6 separate regions of the Mus musculus genome follow, and all the other regions are linked to region 1. Evidence: chromatin loops called from intact Hi-C (ENCODE). Cell type or tissue: heart. All regions are shown on one strand.

Evidence for each region. Peaks named below come from ENCODE experiments on the same cell type or tissue, not always from the same donor. Only the 100,000 strongest peaks of a DNase experiment are listed, where the experiment ranks them.
Region 2: it touches region 1 in a loop (1.9-fold over the local background); 8 of 42 quality-filtered maps call a loop at or near these places.
Region 3: it touches region 1 in a loop (6-fold over the local background); 20 of 42 quality-filtered maps call a loop at or near these places.
Region 4: it touches region 1 in a loop (2.1-fold over the local background); 9 of 42 quality-filtered maps call a loop at or near these places.
Region 5: a loop joins it to region 1, with 6 times the contacts of the local background. A loop is called at or near these places in 23 of 42 quality-filtered maps.
Region 6: it touches region 1 in a loop (5-fold over the local background); 14 of 42 quality-filtered maps call a loop at or near these places.

What each region holds. Positions count from the first base shown.
Region 1 is chr8:122,904,091-122,909,090 of GRCm38, forward strand. Ankrd11 (ankyrin repeat domain 11) reads right to left here. Exons shown (of 13, transcript NM_001081379.2): 4 at 4,578-4,716. It overlaps Gm39273 (a long non-coding RNA gene), which reads left to right. Exons shown (of 4, transcript XR_003947488.1): 2 at 1-1,872; 3 at 1,991-5,000. Among named protein-coding and RNA genes, the nearest start is that of Gm39272, 27 kb to the right of the region's middle. In heart, a CTCF peak has its summit at 2,709 (motif pointing right); DNase peaks (open chromatin) are centred at 1,451, 2,551 and 4,515.
Region 2 is chr8:123,210,120-123,215,119 of GRCm38, forward strand. It overlaps Chmp1a (charged multivesicular body protein 1A), which reads right to left and starts at 2,669. Exons shown (of 7, transcript NM_145606.3): 1 at 2,547-2,669; 2 at 97-116. The coding sequence starts at 2,553. It overlaps Spata33 (spermatogenesis associated 33), which reads left to right and starts at 2,739. Exons shown (of 3, transcript NM_177279.4): 1 at 2,739-2,878; 2 at 2,969-3,118. The coding sequence starts at 2,842. In heart, CTCF peaks have their summits at 2,870 (motif pointing left) and 3,075; DNase peaks (open chromatin) are centred at 2,742 and 3,482; H3K4me3 peaks cover 2,435 bases; H3K27ac peaks cover 2,216 bases.
Region 3 is chr8:123,063,463-123,068,462 of GRCm38, forward strand. It overlaps Spg7 (SPG7, paraplegin matrix AAA peptidase subunit), which reads left to right and starts at 2,046. Exons shown (of 17, transcript NM_153176.5): 1 at 2,046-2,247; 2 at 3,011-3,113. The coding sequence starts at 2,065. In heart, a CTCF peak has its summit at 1,888; a DNase peak (open chromatin) is centred at 1,979; H3K4me3 peaks cover 2,717 bases; H3K27ac peaks cover 2,643 bases.
Region 4 is chr8:123,187,969-123,192,968 of GRCm38, forward strand. The region is part of intron 1 of Dpep1 (dipeptidase 1); the gene reads left to right. Among named protein-coding and RNA genes, the nearest start is that of Dpep1, 4.2 kb to the left of the region's middle. In heart, a CTCF peak has its summit at 2,970 (motif pointing left); a DNase peak (open chromatin) is centred at 2,903; H3K4me3 peaks cover 307 bases; H3K27ac peaks cover 273 bases; H3K27me3 peaks cover 175 bases.
Region 5 is chr8:123,040,026-123,045,025 of GRCm38, forward strand. Ankrd11 (ankyrin repeat domain 11) reads right to left here and starts at 2,259. Exons shown (of 13, transcript NM_001081379.2): 1 at 1,924-2,259. 2810013P06Rik (RIKEN cDNA 2810013P06 gene) reads left to right here and starts at 2,550. Exons shown (of 1, transcript NR_045268.1): 1 at 2,550-4,577. In heart, CTCF peaks have their summits at 1,237 and 2,420; DNase peaks (open chromatin) are centred at 1,206, 1,386 and 2,506; H3K4me3 peaks cover 3,928 bases; H3K27ac peaks cover 3,478 bases.
Region 6 is chr8:123,098,467-123,103,466 of GRCm38, forward strand. Rpl13 (ribosomal protein L13) reads left to right here and starts at 3,884. Exons shown (of 6, transcript NM_016738.5): 1 at 3,884-3,979; 2 at 4,187-4,296; 3 at 4,379-4,520; 4 at 4,717-4,890. The coding sequence starts at 4,193. It overlaps Snord68 (small nucleolar RNA, C/D box 68), which reads left to right and starts at 4,592; the gene lies at 4,592-4,639. In heart, a CTCF peak has its summit at 2,986 (motif pointing left); a DNase peak (open chromatin) is centred at 3,905; H3K4me3 peaks cover 1,862 bases; H3K27ac peaks cover 2,195 bases.

The DNA of each region.
Region 1 (5,000 bases):
AATGGGTCCTAAAGACAGGCACTGTGCAGTGTCTGAGGCCTGACTCCAGGGCCTGTCACCTGACTGAGACAATGCACTTGTGTCCACGTCGCAGTGTGGGCTTATTCTTGGCTTTTAATTCTAGGTTTTTTCAACAAGACCACTTTTTACAAGTATGGGCCTTCAGAATCCAGAAGCAGGTGTGGTCTTGATTCATGGTGGTATTTTAAACAGCAGTAAATTCCTTGCAGGTGCCAGTGAAACTCTCCAGAGCAGTTTGCCATCATTCCTACCAGGAACAAGTTCAGTGAACACCGTAACAGATCCCAAAACAACCTCCCCATCAAATATCTGAGCAAGTCGTGGAATCTAGAGTAACTTAGCTACAGTATTTCTGGTCACCAAGTCCCAATCCTAACACAGCAGGTAGAGGGTTCAACAGAGTGTTCTCAGCAGCCCAACACGCAGCACAACCTCATTGAGTAACAGTGGTGACTGCAAACCGCACTCCTGACTTAGTGGTATCTTTTTGTTTCATTTTTAGGGCAGCCATAATTAAGAAAGCCTGTGCTGAGATGCGTGACCCTCTTAGCTATGCGCGGTGGCCTTCTAGACCTTGTTCCTCCTTCTGAGAAATGGACTAGTCACCTGTAGCGTGGCAGTGAGGCCAGACTCAAGAAAACAATAACTTGGCTTCTATGACCTCTGCAGGTCGTTTCCCAATTTCTAACTGAGGGGAACACTGGTTCTCACTGCACCGCATGAGTCCAGAAGAACACAAGTGATGTGAGCGTCTCGACCCAGACAACAGGCAGGCAGCACGATCTACAAGCTGCCCCTTACTATGCTAAATGCATGCTAAAGATTGAAAAATACAGAAATACAAATCCAGGCATGCACTGAGACCTGGATACCAGCAGCTGGGAGCAGAAGCCCCTCCTAATACTAAGATCCTAACAGATGAGGCAGAAGTAGCACAGGCAAGGGCTCACGGCCCTCAGTGTGGAGCTGGGAGCACACTACCTGGCTCCTATACTCACATGTCTGTCACTCCTCCTCTTGTCTTCCTTAAGGATCTCTGCTGTGCTCTAACCCCAAACACCTTTCACATTGGCTAATTTTGATGTCTCATTGCTATAAATGCTAAATAACAGTCCTGAGCCTTCGTATCAAGTAGATATATTACTTTGTTCTGGTTTGCCCACCAGACCATCTGCCTCTGAATTATGGAAAATACACAATTTGAAACTGAAATTACTTTCTTTGCTAGTCCACAGTCTTCTCTGTGAAGAAAAAAATGGAAAGGGCAAATGGCTGAGAAATATACCAGACCAACCACCAAGTCCATGAAGCATTTTATTTGGCTCTGGTTGTTCACAAGCAGTCACACTGTGGTTATTAGGGCAATCAGCAGGTTCTCCACGCCACGCCCTTTCCCTGCCAAGCCCTAGCCTGTGAGTCAGTGACCTGGCAGACAGATGCACTCTGCTTTCTCACTTGCCATGGTCTAGCATCTGCCAATATGCAGCCCAGAGTTACACCATCTAGTGAGCAAGAGGACAGAAAAGCCTCATTAGCGTGTGTGCACATGTACACACACACAGCCTCTTACACCAAGCATTCCGAGTTCCATATAGCCAATGGCAAGAGAATCCCTCAGTTTTTCCTCTCCCACAGAAGAACTGAGGGATCAAGCCCCGAGGAATGAACGCTTCAGTGGGTGTCTAAGACTCATGAGTCGACCGAACGCTGTACAGACCCGAAAAGAGGCTCAAAGGCACAGCGGTGGAAAAAGTTAATTCTCTCCCTTCTTCCAAGGAAGCACTGTACTGGGAAGCCAGTTTTGACTTCATACGCAATGGGGCAGGTGGATTCTGTGTGAGCCCTAGAAAGGTAGGTAGGGTAATTTATAGATTTTTAAATTAGTGGAAAAATTTTCAACAGAGACCAAATTTTAAGCAAATCACGTAATTCCATAACGAAGGTTTTTTTTTTTTTTTTTTTTTTAAAGTAGCCCTAGGTGGCCTGCAGGTCATAGAATCTACTTGCTTCCCATGCTCCAGGATCAAAAGGTTGTGATGTCACACCAGGCCTCGGGAACTCTACAGAGACCAGACCGAGAGTGGGAGGAAGAGCCTTTCCTCACCAGGTGATGTATGTGGTCAACACCAAAGACCTGGTCTGGAAGAGGCCCTGAGGGAGTGGAGATGGTCTTACAGTCTGAGATGAGGGTACCGGCTCAGACAACCAGGTCTGTTATGTCCCAGTCTCGCCAGTGTCACAGGGGGTCAGGACATGCTCCTGTCCACAGCTCCTGGGCATCATGATCGCAGGCATGTTCCATCTTGAGGTCTATCTGAACACCTACAGCATCTAGCTGCGGCATAAGCATCACAACACTGATAGACAGCCTTGGGAGGGCAAGCTTTTTCATCAGGCTGACTCACAACAGACAAAACTGTACTGTTCTTGGCAGGATGCCCTCAGTCCTGACTAAGCACTGGGGAAGCCGCACCTCCAGTGGGCTGGGCCATTGGCAGCAGGGTCTGGGAAACAGGAAAAGTTTGTACGGTTTGGTCATTTAAGGCCAGCCAGCTTCTTGCCACTTGAGGGCACAGTAAAGGACGCTCACTATTTGCTACTAGGAACCCTGACTGGAATGAGGGTGGGAGGGTACCCCTTGTGTTACTGGGGTAGACCGCATTTGTCATCAAGGATGAGTGCTAAACTGTACATTATCAGCAGAGGGCGCTGGAGGAACACTGGTCAGGAAAGGATAAGCTATTGGCCTAGGGCACTGCAAGCATTTGTCTGTAAAAACCTTTCAAAACTAGGAGGTGCCTTAGTATGACTGAGTCACACACCTCCAGGGAGGTCTGACAACCCTATCAAGATGACCAGAGAGATCCTATCTTGGTCACTATTTCATCGAGTTAAAAATATCAGCACTTTTCCAGCTTCCAGAACTCTGAGCCAAAATAAACCTCTTTATTACACAGGGGGAAAATATCAATCCCACAATTCTTTGCGCACCCATTCTGAGTATTCTCCATCCTGAATGAGGTGGTGGGTGCCACTGCAGAAGCCCCTGCAGACAAGATGCCATCCACTCCATCATACCCCGTTTGTAAGCCAGCACTGCATCTCTGGGTAGGAGAATAATACCCAGTACTTCCTGAGGCATCCAGCTCACCAATGTATAGAAGAGAAAGATTATAAAGTGTGTGTGTGTTTGTGTGTGCGCGAGCGCGCGCAGAACCCAATGGATGAAGACAAACCAATACTTCCAGTACTTAGGAGATGAATGCAAAAGGATCCAGAGGTGGAAACCAGCCTGAGAAAACTGACAAACCCCATCTCCAAGTATAGAGATGCCTAAGGCTGGACGTCTTAAACAACACCAACAGTAGCGAGTTTGCACATAGGCTTCGGGTTCCATTTCCAACGAAGGAAGGAGTAGGAAAGGAGTGGATCCAGTCTTCACTGGAGCTGCGAGACCCGACTCACAAACGTTATAAAGAAGTCAGCCACGGATAGGACAGTAGACACAGCGCTGGCCAGTCACCCATCTCTAGCTAGGTCTACAGTTCAGTCTTCCTGAAAACGCTACCTGCCAAAGCTGAGCCTGTGCCTGCCTCAGGTCAGGTGTGAACATGAACAGTTTGACAGCACACCAACAGCGAAGGCTGAAGGACAATCTAGAGTGCAGTGGTGCAGAGCCTCACAGAGGCCTCCACAGATGGACAGACTTCCCTCCACAACCACAACAGGAGTCAGAGCACTCTCCTGAGCAATGCAAGGACCGCCACTTGCCTTATGAATCCCTACAAACAATGTTAAAACACACGCGCGCGCACAGACACACACAGACATTCAGGTTTGATGTGGTCTTCTGGTTATGTCCTGATGAGCTCACGGGGCTGTCATCCCTCCACTCCAGCACTACGGCAGAACAGAGGTGTAGGGAAGCCTGCTATCCACATGTCTACCATAAGTACCCACATACTTCTGCTTTTCCTTACAAGTATCTGTGACAGAGGGTGCGACATCCATGCAAGCCTTTATAAACCTCCCACCCCGAGACATCAGCAGCCTCATCTCAACGTCCTCAGTGCTAGGAGATGACAGACATGAAACCCAATGCTTCACCCCAGGCTTCCTCTGCCATTTGTGTTCTACTGCCCCAGAGGCCTTAAAAAAGGGGGGAGGAGAAAAGACCAGTAGAGTGGAGTCCTGCCTGCATCATCAAATTCAGAAGGATATGCAAGCCAGTAGCAGACCCCAGGGTTCTCCTTGAGCAAGACAGAATCCGACTGGGAACGTACACAATGAAAGGTGCTAACCCCAACCCGTATATGCTCCTGTTCTGCATTCTTAGACCTATCCATTCTTAGGAAGACTACACCAGCTGCCTCGATTTCAGGTTCTCCCTGGGTTCTGCCACAAATCCATGTGCCTTGGGAGCTGTGGGGAGCCATCACCTAGAGGCCTGCTGTCTCTTGCCCTTACTGTTATTACTCTGGGCTGCACTGTACAGACTGGTGCAATAGCTATGGCAAGACTCCTCCAGGGATACAGTGTTAAACCCAGTCTGGTACCTGTGTCCGAGTCCTTCTGCTCTCCATTGGCCCCCACGGTGAAGGGCAGCTTCCGCTTGGTGGCTCGTTCTCTCACCTCCTTCCCGCCATCACTGCGGTCCAGCTTGGGAGTCTTGGTTAGAGAAACTTTATCTTTATCCTACAAGAGAGAGAGAGCAATGCTTTCAGTTATTGTTTCCGGGTTAAATCCTCAAGTCACGACTTTGGCTTCATGTGCCAAAGAAAGCAAACATTTTACTGGGGCGATCAACAGCCCCTCCTGTTCTAGGACATATATGCTTCTAGGACTAAAAGGCTTGACTGTGACTGCTCCTCCTTTAGCTAGGGTTGCTCTCTGCCTTAGCCTCCCACCACGAGGACGGCACTGTTGATGAGGAGCACTGAACTCTCCCTACAAGTCAGAATCAAACTCCACAACATAAC
Region 2 (5,000 bases), 310 kb after region 1:
GGTCTGAGTTCCAAGCATCACTGGTTGCCGCTGTGACTCTCATCGTCATTTGCTGGGTCCCAGGACAGGACTGGGGAAGGGTGATTTTGTACAAACCTTCAACTGGAACAGGGTATCTGCAAAGACAGAGGACACAGTTTAGAGAACTTAAAGAGACGTAACAAGCAACGCATCTGACAAGGTAGCGGACTCAGTGGGATCCTTGCAGATGCCAGGGGCTGGCTCACACCAGACTGGAAGTCTGTCTGTCCTACAGTGCAGTCGGAAGATAGAGCCATGTTAGACACAGGCCTCCAAACCAACAGGGATCCTCACTAACTTTGTCAGGAACATAGGACAATCTCAAAGGGCTACTTTAAGGACAGACAGTGTGACGTATGCAGCTTTTGGCCATGGTCAGAGTGGAGATGGTGGCTTACAATTTATTCAACTTTACAAAACACGTGGCGTTCTTTATCTTCAGTACCAAACTTAACCCTTAATACTTCATGGTTGGTTTTGCATAGCCTTTCCTTTATCTTCCCAAAGGCAAATAGATGGAATTAGTGTGGGGGTAAGCCTGAGGTCACCGAAGAGGCTACTCCATGACAGCTGGCATTTCTAAGCCACAGCACCAGGCTCCAGCACACACTATTCCCACCTGTACTAAGCCAAAATAGGAACAACCAAACTAGCTACTCATTCAAAAACTTGGAACGGGACAGGCGGTGATGGCACACGCCTTAAATCCCAGCACTAGGGAGGCAGAGGCAGGCAGATTTCTGCGTTTCAGGCCAGCCTGGTCTACAGAGTGAGTTCCAGGACAGCCAGGGCTACACAGAGAAACCCTGTCTTGAAAAACAAAAACAAAAACAAAAAAGAAACAAAAACTTGGGACAGGCAAATTCAATTTCTTATGTTTGCTGTTTTGAGACAGGATTCCCACTCAGACTCACTAAGTAGCCGAGGCTGGGGACACTTTGACCTCTTGACCCTTCTGCCTACCTCCTGAGGGCTGGCATTACAGTTGGAACCACCGCACACCGCATCGGTAACTGGCTCCGTTCCTGAATCTGCAGAGTGCTGTCATACTTAATTTCTAAAGCCTTACCCTAGCAGTCCAGACTCAGGGCACTGAGGGTCTGTGGATGCAGACAGGGCCTGGCAGAGACCTGCCGGGCTGCAATCACCTCTGTGCATCTCTCACCACTCAGGGTAGGCTGACCATGACACAGTGACTGGAGGAACAGTGTCACCTAGGTATGGTCCAGCCATTTCACTAGTTTTAGGACACTGGCCAAATCGCCCCCATTTTAGCCCGTACTTTCATGTAGACTCTAGAGGGACTGGACTCTGAAAATCGGGAGAACCCTGTTGTGAGCTGCAGAGTGAACTGTAATGTCAGACAAGGGTCCATCTTCTTCCCAAGGGACAGTCTAGGATTCTTTTTTGCTTGTTTGTTTTTGTTTTGTTTTTCGAGACAGGGTTTCTCTGTATAGCCCTGGCTATCCTGGAACTCACTTTGTAGACCAGGCTGGATTAAAGGCGTACGCTACCACGCCTGGCTCAGTCTAGGATTCTTACGTCTTCTACAACAATGACACAGTACTTTAGCTTTCTACATTTCAGAAAGCAGTTTAAAAACAAAACAAAACCTCCATTACAGCCCTAGGCGGTGGCACAGACCTTTAATCCCAGCAGTGGGGAGGCAGAAGTAGGCAGATCTCTGAGTTCAAGGGCAGCTTGGTGTATACAGTAAGTTCTAGGCCAGCCAAGGCTACATAGAGAAGCAGTCTCATACAAACAAAAACTCTATGATACTAGCCCATAAAACCTATTATGAGTTCCTTGGGAGTCTAGAGGTTGGAGCCACGGCAGGTCGAAGTGACTCGTGACTCATACTGCTACGGGTGGTTCCCTTCCAACCTGTTAACCTAAGGTTAACCGGGCCCTCCTACTAGGAGGGAACCCAAAATCCTACTGTTTGGCACTTGAACTCCTTTGTATCTTAATTACTATTTCTCTGGGTACTTTTCTGGTGCCTTCTGACCACACTCCGTTGTCCCCAAACAGAAACAAAACAAACAGGGAGAGTGGCTAGTGGAAGTGGCCTGGATCGGGGGTCGGGTGTAGGATCATTTGGACAAGATTCAGGGTTTGGATCCCGGGCGTGGGGTGCAGGCCTGGGGAGATCTGGTAAAGAAACAAGACCCAGGGGTAAGAGCTGGCTGGGGGTCTGGAATCAAGAATCGGGAGCTGGCTTCTGCTGGGTTGTGCGATCGAGGCCCAGGAGAGGGTTTCAGCTAGGATGTCAGGGTTCAGGCACCGGGTCGGGTCCTGGTGGCTACACGGGCTGCAGGCCCCAGGGCAGGTCCTAGTCGGAGGTCTCGAGCCCAGTGAGCTGGGGGCGGGTCCCGGTCCGAATACAGGGTATAGACTATGGGTCCCAGGCCCGGGGGGATAGAGTCTGGGGCTGAAGCCCGGGGCGGGTCCGGCTGGGTTATGGGGCTGAGGCGAGACGTCCGCAGACTCCCGCTCCGACCCCGAAGTGGATGACAGCCCCTTACCGTCCATGGCCGGTCGGGCTAGCACAGCCCTCGGGGCGGCGCAGGGGACGCGATGTTACGGACCCGCTGTCTCCGCGAGGGCTTCCGGGGTCGCCACCGCTTCCGGTCGCGCGGCCGGCTGTCGCGAGAAGATAGCTCCGGGGCGGGGCTTGGGCGGGGCCTGGGCGGGGCTCAGGCACGGCTCGCGCGGCACGCGGTTGCCATGGTAATGAGCTCCCGGAGCCTAGTGTGGGTTTTGTGAGTCGGTCGGGTTAACCGGCCCCGAGGCCGCCCGGCTGGAGCGGCGGGGTCACCTATGGGCCAGTCGAAAAGCAAACCCAGAGAGAAGAAAGGTAAAGGGCGCCGCCTGGCGGCGAGGCCCGCCCTCCGTGCGGGCGTCCGCGGGCTGTAGGTCTAACGGCTTGTCCGTCCGTGTGTTTCAGAGGAGGAGAAGAGCACTACCACTTTAGTTACAAAGTCTAAGGAGAAAGTAATGGAGAAGGAGGCCAAGCAGTCTGACAAGGAGTCGCAGCCTGCCGAAAGCCTGTTGTTCGCGACATCCAAGCACTCAAGGCCGTCGTCTTCGTCTGAAGGTAGGGAGATCCAGAGGAGACCGGCCGCGGCAAGGCAGCAGGGATGGGACCTCTTTCTAAGGATGATGACCCGGGAGGTAAATATTACAGGGTTCTCGGTGCAGGGAAGGTGAGCGAGAGCACTGCCCTTGGCTCTAGGCTAGGCTATAACAGGGATTTCAAGGGCATCTTGTATATCTGGAGACCCTGTTTCAGAAGGAAAAAAGAAATTGAGACGAAACTTGAGCGATCCATAAAGTGTTCCCCAAAGAGGGTTAGTAGGGTGCTCTCTGGTCCCACAGTGATCCCTTCAACATGTTACAGCTTGGAGCAGAATTCTCCTCGGGTGATTGGCCAGGCTGCTGTGTGACTGACTCCTGAGCGGAGAGGGCTTGGTGTCCCTCAGCCTGGCCACAAAGATGGGAGGGCGTCTCAAGGTAGAAAGGACCGTGAGTGGGACAAAAGTGTTTCTTTTCACACCCAGCATTTGGCAGACACCAGAAACTGCTGCGAATTCCACTTTTCCCCGAGGCAGACGTTTGGCCTGTTTCTACCTTTTATAGTAGCTTGGTATGGCCACACAGAAGGAAACGTACAGAGCCTTCCGACACTGTGACACCCCCCCCCCCCCCATTGTCAGAAATAGAACTGTTGCAGGTTTAAAACAAGGAAGGCATTAGGAATTGGATGCTTTGTCTTTCTGGTTCCAGAATGGAGGCCTGTATGAAAAACAGAGCCCTAGGAGGACCTACCCCAGGCTCACTGCCGGAATCTGGTGGAAGCCAGAGGCGCAGTAGCCGAGGACAGTTGAGAAGGATTGGAGGTAGAAAGCACAGACCCTCCTCTCATTTGAGAAAGAGGTTGAGGCACCCATGGGTCTTGGGGAGGCAGTTTGAAATCCAGGTGCTGGGACTGGATTTCTGAGGTCTGACCTTGAAGCTTAGGGGCCCCTCATCTGAGGCTAGAAGGCTACACAGAGGCTGCAGACCTAGGGAGGCTTGTGATGTGATATCTGTCGATCAGGGCGCTTTTAGCTGATGACAGAAAAGCCAACTAAACAAGATTTTGTCACCCTGTGGTTTGATGTCTCACCAAAGATGGGTCAGAGATGGCGACCACCACCACCATGCCTGGCATCGGCATCGAGGACTCTGTGCTCCATTGTGTCGCTTTCAACCTCAGGAATGTCTTCCTTCACAGTGCCAAGGGATCTGGAAGGCTGCAGCCTCACAGGCACACAGACCATGCTGACCCTTAAGAGATGTGGGGCCTTGCTTGCTATTGGCAAGGAAGCCTTTCTGAGATAGGCTTCATCTGCCCAGCCTCTCTAAGATGGCTCCAGCTCTACAAGTTTGTAAGGCATCAGGGTAGACAAGGCCTTTGCCAGCGAGGAACTCCCCATTTGAAGGCCACCGGTGACACCTGTCATACAGCGTCAACATCTGGAGGAAATGCAGGTGGACATGAAGAGAAAACCAAGTGAGTCTGGTGTCAAGAAAAGATGATGGAGCAGGCTCAGCAGTCACAGGAACAAAGCCACTGACACATGCGACCCTGGAGGGAGCCTCAGAGCATGAGGTCTGAGGAAGCCAGGTGTAAATGTCCGTGTATGTTATGACCTCCTTTCTAGGAAGGCCTTGAACTCACAGTCCCTTTACTGCAACTCCCCAGGTGCTGGGCCCACGTTCATTTGGAAAGGATTCTAAAACCGCACAGGCTAGGCATGGAGTTATAGTGCCAGCTACTCAGGAGACTGAGGCAGGAGGATCATGTGAGCCCAACTTGGGCAACATTGTGAGACCCTGTGTTTTCAAAGCCCTAGGGAGAGTGTCTACCATACAAGAAGCACAAAGGTGTGGGTTCCTTCACCAGCGCCCCATAAAGCAGACATGGTAGCACATGC
Region 3 (5,000 bases), 160 kb after region 1:
TCTATTTTTTTCTAAATCTGTAAAATACACTCTTTACTTCAAATGCTAGAGACATGGCTCAGTGGTTTAGAGCACCAGCTGCTCTTCCAGAGGACTTGGGTTTAATTCCCAGCACCCACATGGCATCTCGCAACCATCTGTAACTCCAGTGCCAGGGGATCTGATGCCCTCTTCTAGCCTCCCTAAGCACCAGGCACACACTAGGTGCCTTGCATGCAGGCAAAACATCCACACGTATAGAAATGAACTAAAATATTTACGGAGCGGGAGAGATGGACGCGTGTTGCTTTTTTGGAGGACCCAGATTGATCCCCAGCACCACCCGGGGGTTCACAATCACCTAAAATTCCAGTTCCAGGGCATTCAATGTCACGTTCAGACCTCTGAGGGCACCAGGCTGGCACATATACACTTACATATAAGCAGGTAAAACACTCAGCCCATACAATTAAATGATTTAAACTTTCACTTCTGCGTGGCACGGTGTGTGCATGCCTTTGATCCAGCCCTGAGGGGGCAGGGGCAGGGAGATCTCTTGTGAGTTTGAGACTGGCTAGGACTACATAGTAAGATAATTTTTATTTATTTATTTACTTCAGAGAGTTTGCTTGACATGAAGCCAGGCACCAGTCAGCACCGAGAAGGCTTATTGTTTGAATTATTTAGTGTTAAGGGACTTGGAGAGTACAGAAAGACATGGAGTGGAAGGAAAGGCACCGAGACTGCTTTGGGGGCTTTCTGCAGTTAGACTACCAGGCACCAGCCTGGCATGGACTAGCAGGACTCAGAGCTTCAGTGGCCCTGCCCAGGCCTGGGATTGCAGCTGTCCATGGGTGGGACAGCAAGCTCTCCCTTCTGTCTCTGCACAAATGAACTGTCAAAGCCAAATGGTATGAAGCTCGGGATGACGGGTGCTCCTCAGGGGCAGTGAGTATAATTAAGGGGGCTCTTAATTTGGTCATAAACACAGTCCACAGGAACAAAGAATGCTAGTGGTTGCCTGATGCTAAGGGAGTTGGAGAAATGGGTAGTAGACCACTAATGGCTATAAGGGGGGGAGGGGTCTGGAAAGATGGCTCAGTGGTTAAGAGCACTGTCTGCTCTTCCAGAGGACACGGGTCCAATCACCACTTTAAATGTTTTATTTAATGTGCACTGGTGTTTTGCTTGCATGTATGTCTGTGGGAGGTTGTCGAATCCCCTGGAACTGGAGTTACAGATGGTCATGAGCTGCCATGTGGGTGCTGGGAATTGAACCTGGATCCTCTGGAAGAGCAGCCAGTGCTCTTAACAGCTGAGCCATCTCTCCAGCCCCTCCAGTTCCGACTTTAGGAGCCCCCCTCCCTCCCTCTCTAAGATTGAGGGCACCGTTTTCCTACTCTGTATGTAGCTGCTGCCCTGTGGTCTCACACACCACTGGCTCTAAGTTGATTCTGTAGCCAGCCAGGGGCATCCCCCGGATCTCTGATGTTCAGAAAAACTGGTTCATTCTTGTCAGGCCGGCACACAGGAGACGGAGCTTGAGTTTGAAGCCAGACTGTTGCACAGCGATACTGTATTTAAAAAAACAAATAACCAAAACCAAGAGGCAGGTGGATCTCCGAGTTCGAGGTCAGTCTGGTCTACAGCGAGAGGACAGCTAGCACCACACAGAGAAACAACAAAATAAATACGTACAGGAAGGACGGAAGTGGCCAACAGGAACCACCAAATCGCACCCCAAAGAAAGAGATAACGTGAAAAGCGAATCGTGTATCCACTTGCCAAGTACTGGAAACCGCAACTTGGACTGTTAATAAAACACAAGAGAGAAAAATACCGGGTAACCGTAGCCTGTCTCTACGTGAACCCGCAGGCTGCGGGCTGCTAGCTTTCGCGCTGCGCACCCTGCTGACTCTCGAGGTTTCGCAGCTAACCTTGCGGATACCAGACGGTTCGGACCGCGCAGGCGTCGCCAGGAGCGCGCGACCTTCAACCCCGCGCAAGCGCAAAGGGAGGCCGCCCTCAAAAACCTGACCGTTAGGGCGGCCGGAGCCGCACTGCGCAGGCGCCGCTTTCGGCACCATGGCGGCCGCCTTGCTGCTGCTTCGCGGGCTCCGCCCCGGCCCGGAGCCCCGGCCCCGACGGCTGTGGGGCCTGCTCTCAGGCAGGGGCCCAGGCCTCTCGTCCGGGGCTGGGGCCAGGCGGCCGTACGCGGCCCGCGGGACTCCGGTTGGCCCGGCTGCGGCTGGAGGCCACGCGCCTCAGGTAACCCGCTCGGAGCCCGGCGGCGGCGGGTGTGGCGGGTCGGTCCGCGCCGACCGGAAGTGCGCCTGCACCTCGCTCTTCCGCAGGAGGATGGCTGCTGTGGGCTCCCCGGGACGGGAGGCAGCATCTGCCTCGGGTGGTTCGTCTCTCCCTGGCGTGTGTGAGAGAGACGCCCTGTATCACTGTCCCTGGCGGCTTCAAACTGAGTCCTGGTCACCCGTGCCTTTCCGTCCTCTTCTTTCTGGTCTGGAGGCAGGCGTTCATGTGTACTCGGAGCAGCCCTTGGACTCCCGATCCTTTTGCCCACATAGGTGGTGCACACTTGCAATTTCAGTATTTGCTGGTAGGACGAGGCCAGGAAGATTGTGAATTGGAGACTCAAACTGGGCTGTGGGTGAAAGTTAATTGACTTTTGTTTCTTCGGTTTTTTTGTTTTGTTTTGTGGCTGAGTCCAGTGAAATTCATTGATGGAGTTGATTGACACTTTCCCTTGGCCCCTCCCCTTCTTGGGAGGCAGTTCTAGGATGGAAACCGAGGAGGGAGAGATTCTCAATACACAGTTGAAGATGACTTTGAACTTTTGATGCTCCTGCATCCCCTCCCAAGTGCTGGGATTACATGCATGCGCCACTGTACCCAGTTTTAAGGAGGTACTGGGGATCAAATCCATAGCTTTCTGCATGCTAGGCAAGGACTTTGATTAGGCCTGTGTTGTTGTGGTATATGGTCTTAGTGTTACCTCGGTCTTTTTCTCTTTTTACAGAGTTTGCTATTGCGAATACTGACCCCTAGCTTTGAAGGTATTAGCGGATTGTTACTGAAACAGCATATAGTTCCAAATGCAGTCAGACTGTGGCCGCTTTCAGGTGTGTATGCATTGCATGGTCCATTACTGAGGGACACAGGTTTTACTGTAGTCCTATAAGAGCATAGTGGAAGAGGACAAAACCAAACAAACCAGGTCTTACATGCCTGTAATCTCAGCACTAAAACAGGGGCTGCCAGTTGGAGGTCAGGCAGAACTAGCTAGTGAAACCCTGCTGGCCCCCTGCTCACCCCCACCCCCCACCCAAAAAAACAAAAGGTTTTATGTTGTCTGAGAGCACAGCACTTGCTGCAGTGAGCAGGGCTCGCTGTGATGTTCAGTAGAGTAGCCTAGGAGCAGAAGGCCATGCTGTGTGTGCAGCAGCATCCACCATCTCAGGCTGTGTGCATGCACTCTAGTCTAAGAGTGGAGGCTCCTTGGCAGGTGACAAGTGACATAGGAGAACGTCACTAGTTAGACACTGACCAGAAGACTAGGAACACCCAGCCACTAAGAGTACCTTTGATTCTTTTAAAAAACAAAACACCTGAACTTGTGACCCTCTTCAGTCCTGAGGTTACAGGTATGTACCACTCTGTCCAGTGTTATGTGAAGCTAGGGATTGAACTCAGGACTTTGGGCATGGTAAGCAAGTACTCTAACAACTAAGCTATATTTTCATTGTAACCTTTGGTTCTTTGTGCTGTGAGCTATGTTAGCCCTGTTATGGATAATCTGAAGTGAAATGTATAGCTAGGGGCTGTGAGCACTCCTTGATCATCCTGCCTGTCCCTTCCCAATGGGAGCACGTGAGACCCCACTCCTCACCTGGGGGTTGCAGACTGGTTTGTTTGGTTTTGTTTTCTTGAAACAAGGCATTAATTTGCAGTCCAGCCTGGCCTTGAACTTAGAATCCTCCTGTTCTCACCCTCCAGGTGCTGGGATTACAGGTATGTGCTACCAGGCCTAGACTTCTCTTTGCTCACTTTAAGTGTTTTATTTTGTTTCCCCGCCCCCCACCCCGTGTGTGTGTGTGTGTGTGTGTGTGTGTGTGTGTGTGTGTCAGAGAGAGACACAGAGACAGAGACAGACAGAGACACAGAGAGAGAGACAGAGAGAGAGAGAGACAGACAGACAGAAAGAGAGAGAGAGCGTGAGCACACAGAGTGCAGGGATACTCCCTGTGGGTTCTAGGAATTAAATTGAGGTCATGAAGCTTGGCAGAAAGTCCCTCTGCATCTTGAACCATGTTATTAGCCCTCATTTACAAAATCTAAGTGGTGTGGCCTAGTGAGATGGCTCAGCAGTTAAGAGCTACTTTTCCAGAGGAACCAGGTTTGGTTCCCAGAACCCATATGGCAGCTCACAACCATCTGTAATGCCTACTCCAGAGGATCCAACCCCTTTTTCTGGCCTTCACGAGTGCTGCACACACAGTATACAGCCGTACGTGCAAAACACCCACATATGAAAATCACTTTATCTTAAAAAATAAATAAAACATTAAGTTCCATTGTTGTTGCTGTTGTTCTTTCTGGATTGCTTTTTAAAACAAACAAGTTATTTAATTATTAGGAGACAGGGTTTCTCTGTGTAGCCCTGGCTGTTCTGGAACTCTGTAGACCAGGCTGTCCTCAAACTCAGGTCTTGCCTCTGCCCCCCAATGCTGGGATTAAAATTCTACAGACCCTCTGCTTTAGCTCAAAGGACATTCGGGTTTGTTGCCCAGTTGGAATGAGGAACAGTGGAATGCCTCGACCCTAACTTGAAGGGAACAGCCTGTGTTGGCAGTGGGCTCACCTGCTGAGTTTCATTTGAATTTCTTCCCCTGCTCTGTGACTGATGTAAATCGGACACATAATACACCTCTCCTGCCAGAACTTCAGTGTTGACTTCTAGCGGGAGGAAGGCAGTTTTGCTTCTGATTGTTTGTTTTTGAGTCAGGGTT
Region 4 (5,000 bases), 280 kb after region 1:
TTAGCGATTTATTCCCGGGTCTTCTGTGTCAGGACTTGGTAACTGCAGGCCCATTGAGGCACCCTGCTCAATGTAGCACATTTTTTAGGGGTTTGGAATATGGTTTACTGATTGCTCCATGGCATCCTCTCTGACTCTGGTTGGAGTTGAAGAACACTGTTTAGGTAGCATGTGTTTATTTTTACTGTGTTCTTTCTGCTTTTGGCAAGTAAGCGTGTTTTTCTAGTGAGTAACACCATCCTATACATAGAATAAAGGGATGTGGTTCAAGGCCAACTGTTAGTTTGAAAGCGATACTTGAGGCCAGTGTTGGGTATGGATCTCTTGAGAAGCAATCACCAAGGCAGGCAGAAAGCAGTGTCTGAAACACACACACACACACACACACACACACACACATCAAATAAAAATGTAAAAAGAAAAGCTGGCTGGCCCAATGAAGCCAGCCACCTGGCTTCTGACCTGGGGCTGTCTATGCACCTAGGCTGTTAACTGGTCCCTCAGTGGGGCCATGCCAACATCACACGGTATCAGGTGCACTCCAAAGGGAGCCCTGTGGAGAGTGTTTGCAAAGAGTTTGTAGGGAGGCTCCCTAACCCAGCAGAGATGTCACAGACAGCTGGGGTTGGCGTTGGTTGACAGTGGGATTCTGAAATGCCCTGGATGAGATTCGAGAGAGACAGAGAGAGAGAGAGAGACAGAGGGAGTCAGAGAGAACTATACCCTAGTCAAGGCAGGAGGAAGCCACTGAGAGACACCCCACCCCACCCCGAGGCAGAAGTCTTCCAGAACCAGGATAGCTTTTCTCAACAGTGCTCCTGGTTCACTTGGAGAACCTCGATGTTGGGGCAAGCTCTTGTTGCCTGTCAGTGCAATTTCCAGTCCCACACAGCCCTGCCCCGCCCTGCCCCACCCACTCAGCTGCTGCCTCTCTACTCTTAAACATCAGGTAGAGGAGCAACGGGGATTGCTGGTCAAGGGACACTGTCAGTGCCGTGGAAAGTCCGGAAATGGGAAAACAGAGGCTGGAGTCCATTCAGCGAACCAAAGGGAACAAAAGAAAATAGTGTCGCTGCAGAGGGAAGTGGCTTTCGCAAGCAAAGCTGAGTGCCAAGGGGAGAACAAGAAGCCAGTCTTGGGAAGCTGAATATATAATTTCTGAGATACAACATGAAGACAAAGAGAGGAAGTCACCCAGGGACATAGAAAAAGAAAACACACACACAAATGCATGCATGCACACACACACATACACACACAAATGCATGCAGACACATAAACGCATGGACACACATACACACACACACACACACACACACACGAAACGCACACACACATACACGCACACCTGAAATGAGGCAGGGCATGGGGTGTGAGCCTAGGTAGGAGGATTGAAAGTTCAAGGCCAGCCTAGGCACCCCTCAAAATGAAAAGTAGGGTGTGGCGAGATAGTTCAGAGGTAAAATACTTGCCACAGAGGCATGAATTGAGTACATGAGTTTGTTCCCTGATGCTCATGTAAAAAAGCTGGGGCGGGGGGGGGCTGGTGTGATCGCTCAATGGTTAAGAGTGCTGACTGCTCTTCCTGAGTTCAAATCCCAGCAACCACATGGTGGCTCACAACCATCTGTAATGAGATCTGATGCCCTCTTCTGGAGTGTCTGAAGAGAGCTACAGTGTACTTACATATAATAAATAAATAAATCTTAAAAAAAAAAAAAAAGCTGTATGGGAGAGACAGAGACAGGCAGATCCCCGGAGCTCTTGGGCCAGCCAACCTAGCCAAATCCGTAAATCCCGGTTCCCAAAGAGAGATCCTGTCTCCCAAACCCTGTTCCCGAGAAGCACTATCAAAGGCGGTCCTCTAGCTTAGCGTGCACAAAGCCAGAGTCCAATCCCACACATTCCAAAGACAAAGTAGCCGTGTGGGCTAGCCCACTTACAAACAAGCACACTTCCACCTACACATAGACACACCCGCAAGATAAGTGAAGAGGGCGGGGACGGGCAGAGGGGGCACACGAGAACAAAGCGTCACATATGTATGTATGAAAGTGTCCATAAGACAGGGAGCTAGAGATGTACCTGAACTGGCAGAGTCTTCTCTAGCGTTCACGAGGCGCCAGGGCTCTAGTCTATCTTCCACATATAATTAGGTGTGCCCCACACCAGGCAGTAGGAGGCCAGAAGATCACAAGTTCAGGGTTACACTCAGCTAGTAAATTGGAGGATGCAGGAGACCCTGCCTTTAGAAATGGGAAAACAAACAAACAAACAAACAAAAAGCCCTCTCCAGGCAGTGGTGGCACATGCCTTTAATCCCAGCACTTAGAGGCAGAGAGGCAGGCGGATTTCTGAGTTCGAGGCCAGCTGGGCTACACAGAGAAACCCTGCCTCAAAAAAACAAAAACAAAAACAACAACAACAACAAAAAGAACTCAATGACAAACATGTAATTCACTGAGAAATCACAGAACTGATATCAGGAGGAGGCTACCACTCCCCAGAAAAGAAAAAAACATGCCGTCTGCAAAGGACTGGGGTAACAAAATATTATGATTTTATTATTATTTATATGCGGCTGACCCGACGACGACGTTCCTATCAACAGCTCAAGTGAGACAGACTTTGGAGCCTTCAAGCTCATGGGGAAATGGTTTACAACCCAGAACTGCACATCCAGCAAACCGTTGACCTGGTCTGAAAGCTGAATAGACATAATGCAGGCTTGCAAAAGCTCAGAAATGTGGTCCCTGCACACCCACTGCCAGAGGCTGTTGTGAAGACCTGTCCTAATCAAGTACGAGGCTAAGCCAAAACGGAGGAACAGTTAAAGCACAGATAATAAGTGGAAGCCGTAGGCTCCAAGCTGGCAGCTAGGGATCCTGGAGGAGGCGAAGCCAGATGAGAGCGCTTGGGAGGGAGGAGGCTGTGGTGTGAGGAGCCTGAAAGACCGGGAGAGTGTGGGAGCGCCACCCAGTGGGAGGACCTGGGCCAATCAAAAGTTCAGAACAAACGGGAAGACACTGCTTTTTTTTTTTTTGGTTTTTCGAGTCAGGGTTTCTCTGTGTAGCCCTGGCTGTCCTGGAACTCACTCTGTAGACCAAGCTGGCCTCAAACTCAGAAATCCACCTGCCTCTGTCTCCCGAGTGCTGGGATTAAAGGCGTGTGCCACCATGCCCGACTAAGACACAGCTTTTAAAGACAAAGGTTTTACTCTGCAGCCTAGGCTAGCCTCAAATGTGCCACTGTCCGACCTCAGCCTCCCAAGTGCAGGATTATAGAAGTTCTATGTATGAGCAAGTCAGTGTCTCGCCCTCTCCCAAAGGCTCAGTTCTGAGTCCTCTGACTCAGTGGTTCCCAGCATGTGGGTCAAACGACCCTTTCACGGGGGTCACGTATCAGATATCCTGCACACCAGGTATGTACAATACGATTCATCACAGCAGCAAAACTACAGTTAGGAAGTAGCAATGAAAATAGTTTTATGGTTGGGAGTCACCACACCATGAAGAACTGTATTTAAAGGGTCCCAGCATTAGGAAGGTTGGCTTTTTCTACTTAAGAAAAGAAGGCGACACAAGGACTTCTCAATTTTGAGAAATGTGAGCAGCTCATAAAATCCCAGATCGACCTACCTACAGTTGATGAAGCGGGATTCGAACCGGGAGCTCCAAGGCACACTATTCTGTTGTGTCCGGCCAGCAGACCACAACCTGGGTTCTAGCCTGGAAAGGCATTTTGGAAACCTGGAAGAGAAGAGGGGCTAGGTGGCGAGAGAAAAGAATGTAGCCAAGACAGTTACTCTGATCAAGGCTCAAATTTTATTGTTGCGACACTAGTTATGAAGGAAGGGGGAGGGGACCCGATTCCCGCCGAATAATCTCTGGTCCAGTAGAAAGGTGCACGTGTGTGGCTCCGCAGGTTCCAGCAGTGGGCGTGGCAGAACGAATGAGCAGGAAGCTCCACCCCTGAGCAAGCAGGTTTCAGGCTAGGGGAGGGGAGACTACACTATTCTGCTTTTGTGCTTTCCACATCTGAAGCAGGAGTGGAGCTCTAGCTTGATGCAGTCTAGGCAAAGGCTGCAATACTGAGCGCCAATCCCCAGCTCCTTTAGGGCTTTCCAACCAGCACAGAGATGACCGGAGACATTTGAAAAGCAGTTTTCAACAATCCGAGCTGGGCGTGGTGGTGTGCTTATACAATCCTGGTACTTGGATCGCATGAGTAAGAGTTCAAGGCCAAGCTGGGCAGTGGTGGTGCATACCTTTGATCCCAAGCACCCAGGAGGCAGAGCCCCCGAGTTCAAGGCCAGCCTGGTCCACGAAATAAAGTTCCAAGATTACACTGAGAAATCCTGTACAAAAAAAAAAAATGCAAAATTGCAAACAAGCAAAATAAATATCCCAAGAGAAATGATAAGAAGAGAGAACAGGCCGGGTGTGTGTGGTAGTGCACACCTTTAATCCCAGCACTTGGGAGGCAGAGGCAGGTGGATTTCTGAGTTTGAGGCCAGCTTGGTCTACAGAGTGAGTTCCAGGACAGCCAGGGCTACACAGAGAAACCCTGTCTCGAAAAAAAAAAGAAGAAGAAGAAGAAGAGAGAACAGATGAACCCAGCGGGTGCTGCTCCTAAGGGGATGTTGTGGAACATGATTTAGGCACTAAGGATTCTGGGAGGGAATTACATAAGGCTGCTAAACAAGGAGAGAAAGCGCTACCAAAGGAGTAACAAAGAAATAATTGTTATGTCTAATTGAAGGGGTTGAGGAAGGATACCGATTTAAAAACTGTAGTGAAAGCAGCAGGGTGGGGACTGGAGAGATGGCTCAGTGGTTAAGAGCACTGACTGCTCTTCCCAACTGTAACGAGATCTGACGCCCTCTTTTGGAGTGCCTGAAGATAGCTACAGTGTACTTACATATAATAAATAAATTAATTAAAAAAAAAAAGCAGCAGGGTGTGGCGGCCATGCCTGTAAACCCAGATCTTGGGGGGGGG
Region 5 (5,000 bases), 140 kb after region 1:
TGTTTACCACAGGAGGACAAAGGGAAGACAAGAAAAAGAAACACTCCTAAAAGAATCAAGCTAAGGTCAAATTTAGCGGTATCTTTTGGGTTGCTTTTCAAGGAATGCACGAGGCAAGCACAAAGAAGAGAAAAATGTCATAGCAACTTGGCCTTTGTTCCCTCCCATCCCATTCCATTCAGGATGGCCAGCCTATCACGGGAGATCCTGCTCTTAAGCGTGAAACTACAGAAAGGAGAACAACAGCTGAATGGAGTGTGGGGGAGGAAACACCAGCTATATGGAGATCCAATCCAAGGGTCACAATCAAAGTTAAGCAAGGCATTTTTGTTTTAGGTATAGCTGCAAAGTGACATTGGAGTATTTGTGCAATCATTTCAAAAGACACAGACAGAACTCTAGTCTTCAGAGCAGCTAGTGCTCCAAAAAGAAATAAAGGTCTCAGGGCAACAAGTACCATTCTCCGAGACTCTACCATGGAACTACCCAAATTATACCACTGACTAGGACTGCACACAGCAAAACACAGTAACTGTTTCCATAGCTTTCTCCACAACCCATTATCACCTACAGTCTTTGCTGAGTTAAGTCTCCTTATCCCTCATAGGCAACCCAACAGCCTAAGTAAAATTTTACGTACAAATGTGCACTTCTATTCAGTAGTTGAATGGAAGAACGTGTTGAATGGAAAGTGTTCAAAGGACCACAGAAAACTCACCAAATAGGTACAAAAACCAAATTTTTCTACCGGAAAATTTGTAAAACTGCCCAGTTTTCTCAAGTGGGTGTAAAACTTCTCACGACTGCAGAAACCACTGTGAAACATGAGAACTATACACATGTAACTAGATTTCGGAGCATACAGCCTTCCTGTGAACCAGCTTAACCTTCACCAGTCTTCCAAACCCCAGACGAGCTTTCCAGAAACATAACAAAAACAGAAAAACCTACAGGAGCACCAGGTAAAGACAAGGCCTTGAGAAAAAAAATGAGACTCCACACCAAGCCACATACATAGGAACTGAACCGCACATCCGTCTGTGAAGGGGCTAGATCCATGTGGCAGGGCCAACCCTGCACACACGTACACACACACACGGGCGCGCGCGCGCACACACACACACGCACACACACACACACACACACGCACACACACTCTCGCAGCTACCGCCTTGCCAGGGGATGATGAAATGAGGAACGGAAATTAACATTTCAGGCAACGTCTCACATTGTTCCTTGAGGCCAAAGGCTGCTCCTGCAGCCGTCGCCTACACCGCTTTCCTCCCACTCTCCCCCCCGAGTCCCGCCTTCCCCTCCCCCAGACGCCCCCCGCCGCCCCGCATTCCTGCCCCCACTCGGGCCTGCGCGCCTCCGCACCCCGCAGCTCCAGGTCCCCGGCTCGCCCGCCCCCTCCGGCTCGGCTCGCAGCCCGAGGGCCGCCTGCTCCCATTTCAAAACACGATAATAATAGGGACGCTGGGAATAACAACTACCACCAGCCCGGCGACGGAGCCCCTCCCGAGGGTCAGAGGTCGGCGCCCCGCGCCACTGAGGACCCCAGGGACTCCCGGGAGCCCGCCGTCGTCCTCACAGCGTCCCGGGACCCACTAACGCACCATCGACCCTCGCTCAAGGCCCGCCCTCGGTCCTCACGGCCGCCACAGCCCACCCCGGAGCCCTTCCTTAGCCTCTCTCGGCCGCCCGACCCCCGGGACGCCCCGAGGCCGGCCTCGGAGCCCGCCCTCGGCCCCTCATGGTCGCTCGCAGGACCCCCGCGGCCCACCGACCGGCCTCTCGCGGCGCACGGCCCGCCCCGGGGCACCCGCGGCGGCGGGCAGCGGAGGAGGCCTGCAGGCCGCAAGGCCGCAGGAACGCCCGACGCCCTCCCCGACCACCACCCCCCAGGTCCCCGGCGCCTCTCACCCGGCTCCGAGGGCGACGCGGCTCCGCGGCGGAACGGCGGCGGGGCGCGGGCGCTGCCCATGCAGCCCGCGGCCGCGTTTCCCGGGCCGCGCGGCCCGGGCGGGAAGGCGGCGTCGGCGCGCGGGCTGGAGGCTGCGGCGAGTGCGGGGCCGGCGGGATGCAAGCCCGCCCTCGGCGTGCAGGAGCTCACGCGGGGCCGCGGCGCTCGCGCGGACGCTACTGCGGGGGCGTCTGGCCGCGGACTCCGCCGCGGCGCCTCCCCGGCTGGGGCCCTCGGTCCATCGCGCTCTGTCGCGGGCGGCCTCTGGCTCCAGGACCCAGCGGTGGCTGCGGCGGGCGCCGGCCGCATGAGAGCCTCCCGCCCATTGGCTCGCCGTATCCGCCACCGCCATTGGCCCGCCCCGCAGAGCGGCAGGGGCCGCTTACGTCACGTCGGAGAGGAAATGCGATGCCGGGGTGAAAGGGCTCAGACGGCCCGACGGCTTCCGTAACAGGCACGGGGCGGCGCTAGGGAGACGTCCGGGAATGATTGGCATCCGTGCGTAGGAGACCCAGGCGGAGAAAGCCGCTGGATTGGCTGACCTCCCTGCCACGGGACACGACGATTGGCCCTACTCGGTGCCGGAAGTGATGAGGCCGCGGTCTGGAAACAAGGTTGTTGTCGAAGGAGCCAGAAGGTGGGAGCCGGCTTGTACCGGCTGGCCTTGCGCTGCGGACGCGAGGTCGTGTGTCGCCTGTGAGCCTGTGTGAGCTTCGAGAATGTGTGTCTCTAGCCGGCAGGAGGCTCTTGCAGGAGCAAAGGCAGCCGGGATGATGGCCGCGAAGGAGAAAGGCGGCCTCGGCCCCCACCCGCGATCCGGCTCTTTCCTGGAGGTGTTCCTGGACTGCGCTTCGCTCCGAGTCCCGTGAGCCACGTTAGCAACCGGGATGTGGTGAGCTCCAGACTCTGCCCGGAGGTTTCCTTAGACACCGCGCGCGCTTCAGCCGCCTCCCTTCCCCGGCTCCAGAACTTCACCGCGATGGTTCATGAAACAACAACAACAACAAAAAAAAAGGTTGACGAACCTCAGAGCTAGGCAGCAAAGTCGCATCGTCATGTGCCTGATTGTTTGAATTTACAGAACGCGGAAAAAGTTTAATGATGGTTTGCGTTAGTAGTGATTTGGTTTGCAAACGAGCTAAAAATTCGAATCCCAGCGCTGTAGTGACCGAGACAGGCGTATCCGGAGCTCAGAGTACATTGTTGTGAACATTTCGAGTTCAAGATTTGAGTTCCATGAAACCTTTGTCTCAGAAAAATGCATAAAGTAATTGTGACGAGTCTGATATGTTGGTATAGGCTTTTTATCCCGGTACTTAGGCAGAGGCAGGCTGGATCTCTGAGTTCCGGGCCAGCTAGGGCTACACAGTGAAAGCCAATTTCATAATATAATAAAATATAAAATAACAAGTAACCAGGGCTGGAGAGATGGCTCGGCGGCTAAGAGCACGTGCTGCCCTTCTCGGCACCCACCTCAGACAGCTTCACAGCCACCTTCAGAGGACTTGACATCTTCTGACTTTTCAGGAACTCACACCCGAGTAGAGTACTCACACATATAGACTACATATAAATCTTTTAAAGTAAATGGGACCTGGGGAGATGACCTGTCGGTCAAAAGCACTCACTGGCTGCTCTTCCAGAGGATCTGGGTTCGATTCCCGGCATCTGTAACTCCTGTTCTAGAAGATCTAACATTGTCTAGGGGCTCCCCAAACATGCACTAGTACACATACATATACACAGAAAAAAAATACGCTTCTGCACAGAAAAAAATCTACAAAAAAAAAGTTTTAAGTAGTCAAACTTCCAGCCTTGTCCTATTTAAAGAGCATCTGTGTATTTGTGAACCAGAAAAGCTAAGTGACTAAAATCAATATTTATACTTCTTTGTTTTGTTTTGTTTTTGACTTTTGGGGTTTTGTTTGTTTGTTTGAGACAAGTTTTCTCTGTGGAGCCCTGGCCTTCCTGGAAATAGTTCTGTAGAGGGTTTGGGTGTTTTGTTTTGTTTGTCTGTATAAACAAAGTCTTTACAGAGCACAGATTATGAAATCATGGGATTGCACATCCCGGAGTGATGGGACCTTAGAGGTGACCTTTCTTCCCTATTTGAAGCAAATACAGAGTTTAGAGGACATGGTATGATAAAAACTGCCCTGCCCCTGTTCAAAATTCCAGCTTTGTGATGAGTAGCTGTCCTTGTAACCATGGACACTTCAACTTTTGGTTATTTTCCTGGGTAAACAGGAACAACAGATGGTGTCAATTTCATCAACATGGGACGAAGAGGATGTGAAACCTGTAAAATACATGAGCGCCTACATAAAGAAAAGCTGTCTGCTGGAGTGTACTGTGTGTATATTGTGTGGGAAGGCAGAGGACCTCTTTGTGGAGTTAGTTCTCTCCTTCGAACTTTAATGTTTCAAGGATCATAGACTCCAGGGCTGGAGAGATGGCTCGAGCGCTAGCTGCTCTTCCAGAAGTCCTGAGTTCAGTTCCCAGCAACCACATGGTGGCTCACAACCATCTCTGGTGAGTTCTGATGCCCTGTTCCGGTGTGTCTGAGGACAGCTACAGTGTACTCATATACATTAATAAATCTTTTTTAAAAATACTCATGTTTTACCTGCTGCTGTGCCATTGTCCCAGCCCAGAGATTTTTTTGTTTGTTTTTTTAAAAAAGTGGGCTAGAGCCGGGCATGGTGGCGCACACCTTTGCTTGGGAGGTATTGCGTCCCACTTGACCGGCAAGAAAGACGCAACAAACTGGAATCTTCCACGGCAAAAGCTTTATTGCTTACTTCTTCAGGAAGACCCCGAACCGGGAAAATGGCGCCGCTTTTATAGCCCACAGCGTGACGTTTCAGCACCTGATATGGCGTGACAGCTCCTCATTCGTTGCTCGCCCATCACCCCACTATTATGCCCCGATAATGGGAGTGACTGGGAGTGAGTTCACTCTCGCACCACCTGTGTACAAGGCTTGTTTACTAGTTAGGCACAGCGGAGGCCAGCACCATCTTATAATGGCGATTGC
Region 6 (5,000 bases), 190 kb after region 1:
GCGGGGGGCGGGGTGTGTGTGTGTGTGTGTGTGTGTGTGTGTGTGTGTGTGTGTGTGAAGGGGTTTGTAAGAACATTCTGAGTTTGAGTTCTAGTTTTTAACCAAAGATTAGCATGTAATTAGGTTTTAATTTCTCTAAAGCAGGGTCTTGAGCAGGCAAGATAATGCTGCAGACCAAGTAACCTGAGTTCAGTCACTGGGCTGCTATAGTTGTCCTCTGACCAGACCATGCCGAGACACACACATGCCCAGATCCACACACACAAGATAAGCAGGCCAGGCTGGTGGCACAAGCCTTTAAGCCCAGCACTTGGGAGGCAGAAGCAGGCAGATCTTGATGAGTTTTGCGCCCTACTTAGTTGACCTACAGAGTTCCACACCAATCAGAACTATATAATGAGATGCTATTTCTAAGATAAATAAAAGACTAATAATAAATAAATGTAAAAACTGTTCACCATTGAAACAGTCCAATCTGCCTACCTTTTGTATGCATATAATTTTTCTTTTTATAGATTTTTATTTTAAAAACTTTAATTTCAAAGCCTTAGTAAACAAAAGATGTCAAGCAGCAGTATTAGGTTTAATTTTAATGTTTGTGAGCACTATTTAATGTTTCAAGAACTCTTTTTTTTTTTTTTTTTTTTTGGTTTTTCAAGACAGGGTTTCTCTGTATAGCCCTGGCTGTCCTGGAACTCACTTTGTAGACCAGGCTGGCCTCAACTCAAAAATCTGCCTGCCTCTGCCTCCCAAGTGCTGGGATTAAAGGTGTGCGCCACCACCGCTTGACAGATTTTTTTTTTTTAGTATTGTGTATAAATGTTTGGCCTTCATGCGTGTATATATATATACCACACGTATATGCTTGGTATGTATATATATCACATGTATATGCTTGGTAGACTATGCAAATGCTTAGAGGTCAGACGAGAACACTGGATCCCCTAGAACTTCAGCTATGGCTGTGACCACCTTGTTGGTGTTGGTCATCAAACGCAGGCCCTTTGCAAGAACAAGTAAATGCTCTTAAACACTGAACTGTCTTCTTAGCCCTACTTTTTGTTTTTGTTTTGTTTTTTTTTGATGGTCAGGTCCTGGTTATGGAGCTCTGGCTGTCATGAAGCTTGCAGTGATCCTCTTCTTTCTCTCTTCTGGGTGCTGGGCTGTGTGTACCACCAAATCCAGAAACACTGTGCCACTTGATAAAAGGTGTGGCTTAGTGGTGAAGAGCCAGGCAGTGGTGGCACACACCTTTAATCCCAGCACTCTGGAGGCAGAGGCAGGCAGATTTCTGAGTTCAAAGCCAGCCTGGTCTACAGAGTGGGTTCCAGGACAGCCAGGGCTACACAGAGAAACCCTGTCTCGAAAAAACAAAAAAGAAAAAAAAAAAGGAGCACTTAGTGAGGGATCCAGTGCTCTTCTGGCCTCTGAGCTCGGCACACACAACTCCTGCAGGCTCACACACATAAATAGTAAGTTAGTAATCCTTTTTTAAAAAACAAAAAAGATTTCTTTAATGTGTGTGCATACACTGTCGCTGTCTTCAGACACACCAGAAAAAGGCATCAGATCCCATTACAAATGGTTGTGAGCCACCATGTGGTTGCTGGGAATTGAACCCGAGACCTCTGGAAGAGCAGTCAGTGCTTTTAACCACTGAGCCATTTCTCCAGCCCTAAGTTAATAATCTTTAAAAATCAAAAAATCAAGGTTATGTGACTAAAAGAGTTCCAGATTATGAATGGAAGAAAGTTTATTACTGGCAGAGGCAGGTGGATCTCTGAGTTCCAGGCCAGTCTGGTCTACAGAGTGAGCCAGGACCGCCAGGGCTACACAGAGAAACCTTGTCTCGAAAAACCAAAAAAAAAAAAAAAAAAAAAAGAAAAGATGTGGTGAGGGATTAGGCAAGAGTTTTCTGACACTCCCAAACACCCAGAATTCAGTAAGTACCCACAGGGAAGGGAGGGGTTCCTGGAGCAGCTTGCCGGAAAATGAAGAGCAGGCCACAGCCATAAGCTGCTAAGTCTAGTCATGCAAAGGAATGCAAGCCCGTGCACAGCACGGCCTCAGGCACCAGGAAGCTTTCCGGTGGAATGGTGTTTGCAGAGTTCTCTGCCCAGGAGACCAGGAACTGGCGCTCAAGCTAGAGCAGGAACAACCGCCTTAGCCTCATCTTTGCATAACTGTTCCCTTCTGTGTCCACCCTGTGCAACAGAGAACAATTCAGATCACAACCTCCCTTCCCTCCCCTAATTTGATTCTAAGCAGTGTTGCAGTTTCAGAGCTCTAACGCCCACCAATGTCACGCAGCACTGCAGCTTGAGCTGGAACTCAGGTGCCGGTGCAGCGTGTCCATCCTGAACGAAAAGCTGGTGGTGGACATGGATGTCATCTTTGAGAGTAGAAAGAGACAGATACTTGGGAATGTCAAAAGAGGTCTGAGAAAACACTGTTTCAAAGAAGTGCACCTTGAATCTGGGCATTCCTTCCACAGACATTTTCTCTGGGCTGGGAAGATGGTTCAACATCAATTTCTGGCCTTTTCACCCACACTCAAAAAAAATGGCTCCCCCCTACTGAGGATTGAATTTAGCCTCTCATCCAATAGGCAAGAATTACATCCTCAGCCTGCTTCATTATGACATTATTTTCGCGCGCGCACGCGTGTGTGGTATGTGTGTGTGTGTGTTTGTGTGTGTGTGTGTGAGAGAGAGACAGAGAAAATATATATATATCATGGATGAGCTCAGCATGTAGAGCTTGGTTCTCTTCTACCATGTGGGTCCCAGGAATAAAATGGCAGCAAGTACCTTCAACCCTCTAAGCTGTCTTGCCAGCCCTTCCTTTTTAATTTTGAAAAGAGGGTTGGGCTGGAGAGATGGTTCAGCGGTTAAGAGCACGGACTGCTCTTCCAAAGGTCCTGAGTTCAACTCCCAGCAACTACATGGTGGCTCACAACCATCGGTAATGGAGTCTGATGCCCTCTTCTGGTGTGTCTGAAGACAGCTACAGTGTACTTACATAAATAAAATAAATCTTAAAAAAAAAGGAGAAGAAAAAAAAGAAAAGAGGGTTTAAGTTGCTCAAAAAGCATTGAAATTGCTATTGTCCTGTCTCATTTTCTAGATGAATTATGATTATGGTCCTGTGATATCTGGCCCGGGTATAATGTGGATTTTTAAATTTATAGCCCTCTTAATTACTGAGCCATTTCTACAGCTTCTGTAGTGGAATTTTGATCAGGAAGAAACCTGGTAATTGGGAATGAGGAGTGAAAAAAGGTTATAGGCATACAGGTGTAGGACCAGTGTATGCCTTGGCTGTTTTGTTGTCGCTGCTACTGTGGGTAGGAATTCAGTATTGTATTTCGTCACACCTGATTTCCCCCCGAGGAGTTAAGTCAGGGCTAAAGGAGTTATCTAAGTAAATGGGGGAGTTTGGGGCTGGAGAAATGACTCAGTAGTTACGATCACTGGCTGCTTGCTGTTTCAGAAGTTCAATTCTCAGCACCCAGGAACTCCGGTAGTAGGGGATCCGACGCACAGCCATGAAACCAGGGAGACACTCATACAAATAAAGTAAAAATAAATAAAAATCTTAAAGTGGGGGGGGAAGTCTGGAATGGGGGTGCGTGCTTCAGTTCTGGGGAAACATAAATTCCAGGCAAATCTATAATAAATTTTCCTGGGTGGACGGGGAAAAAACACTGGATCTAGGAGGGAGAAAGAGTTTTAGGGGTTTAATTCATAGGTGCGCCCCTGAGCACGCCGGAGATACCCACACTGCGAAGTTAGGAACCAGCGAGAATAACCAACCCGACGGCTAGAAAGGCGATGGTCCGCCGGCGGGCGGGTTCGCGTGACGTCACTTCCCTTTCGCCTGATTTTGATTGGCGTTTGAGATTGGCCGGACTCCCTACAAGCCCAGGGTGCTTTGCGGTGCCCGGTCCTTTCCGCTCGGCCGTTCTCCTGTATAGGAGGTGAGTCTCTGCCGCCGCCGGTCCCATCGTGGTCCATCGGGCTCCATCGCCCTCCATCCGCTGTCATCGGCGAAGAGAGGCCGCACGGACAGCCATGGAGGAGCCCGGGCGCCGACAGCACGGAGCCAGGGCAGGGGCGGGAGGACCCGGGACGGGGTTGGGGACCCTGGCCTTGACTCGCCGCCCTCCTCTCCCTCGCGGCCTTAGGCAGCCATGGCGCCCAGCCGGAATGGCATGATACTGAAGCCCCACTTCCACAAGGATTGGCAGCAGCGAGTGGACACTTGGTTCAACCAGCCGGCGCGCAAGATCCGCAGGTATAGATCGCGCGTGGCTCGCGTGGGCTCCAGGGCGGGGACGCGCGTGGGGCAGGAGGTGACGGCTGTGCTTTTCCTGCAGGCGCAAGGCCCGGCAGGCGAAAGCGCGTCGCATCGCCCCTCGCCCCGCGTCCGGCCCCATCAGGCCCATCGTGAGGTGCCCTACAGTGAGATACCACACCAAGGTCCGGGCTGGCAGGGGCTTCAGCCTGGAGGAGCTCAGGGTGAGTGCGGCAGGGCGAGGTCCCTTGGCAGGTCCCTCGGGCTCGGTGGAATGATGACATTCTCCGGAATCGCTGTACTGACTTGATGAAAGTACTTTTGAACCCTTTTCCATCTGATGACACCGAGTTTTCTCGGCAGGGCCGGCTTGGGGTGGGGTGACTGCGAGGTGGGTGACCAGTTTCTGTTTCTGAACAGGTGGCTGGCATCCACAAGAAAGTGGCTCGCACCATCGGCATCTCTGTGGACCCGAGGAGGCGAAACAAGTCCACGGAGTCACTGCAGGCCAACGTGCAGCGCCTGAAGGAGTACCGCTCCAAGCTCATCCTGTTCCCCAGGAAGCCTTCTGCTCCGAAGAAGGGAGACAGTTCTGTAAGTCCTGCGGGGCGGCAGAGGTCCGGCTCAGTGTAGATAGAGTCTGTGTTCTTGGATCCAGCTCTGCAGAGTTGACATGAGTGCAGCAGTGGGAGGTTAGAGCGTAC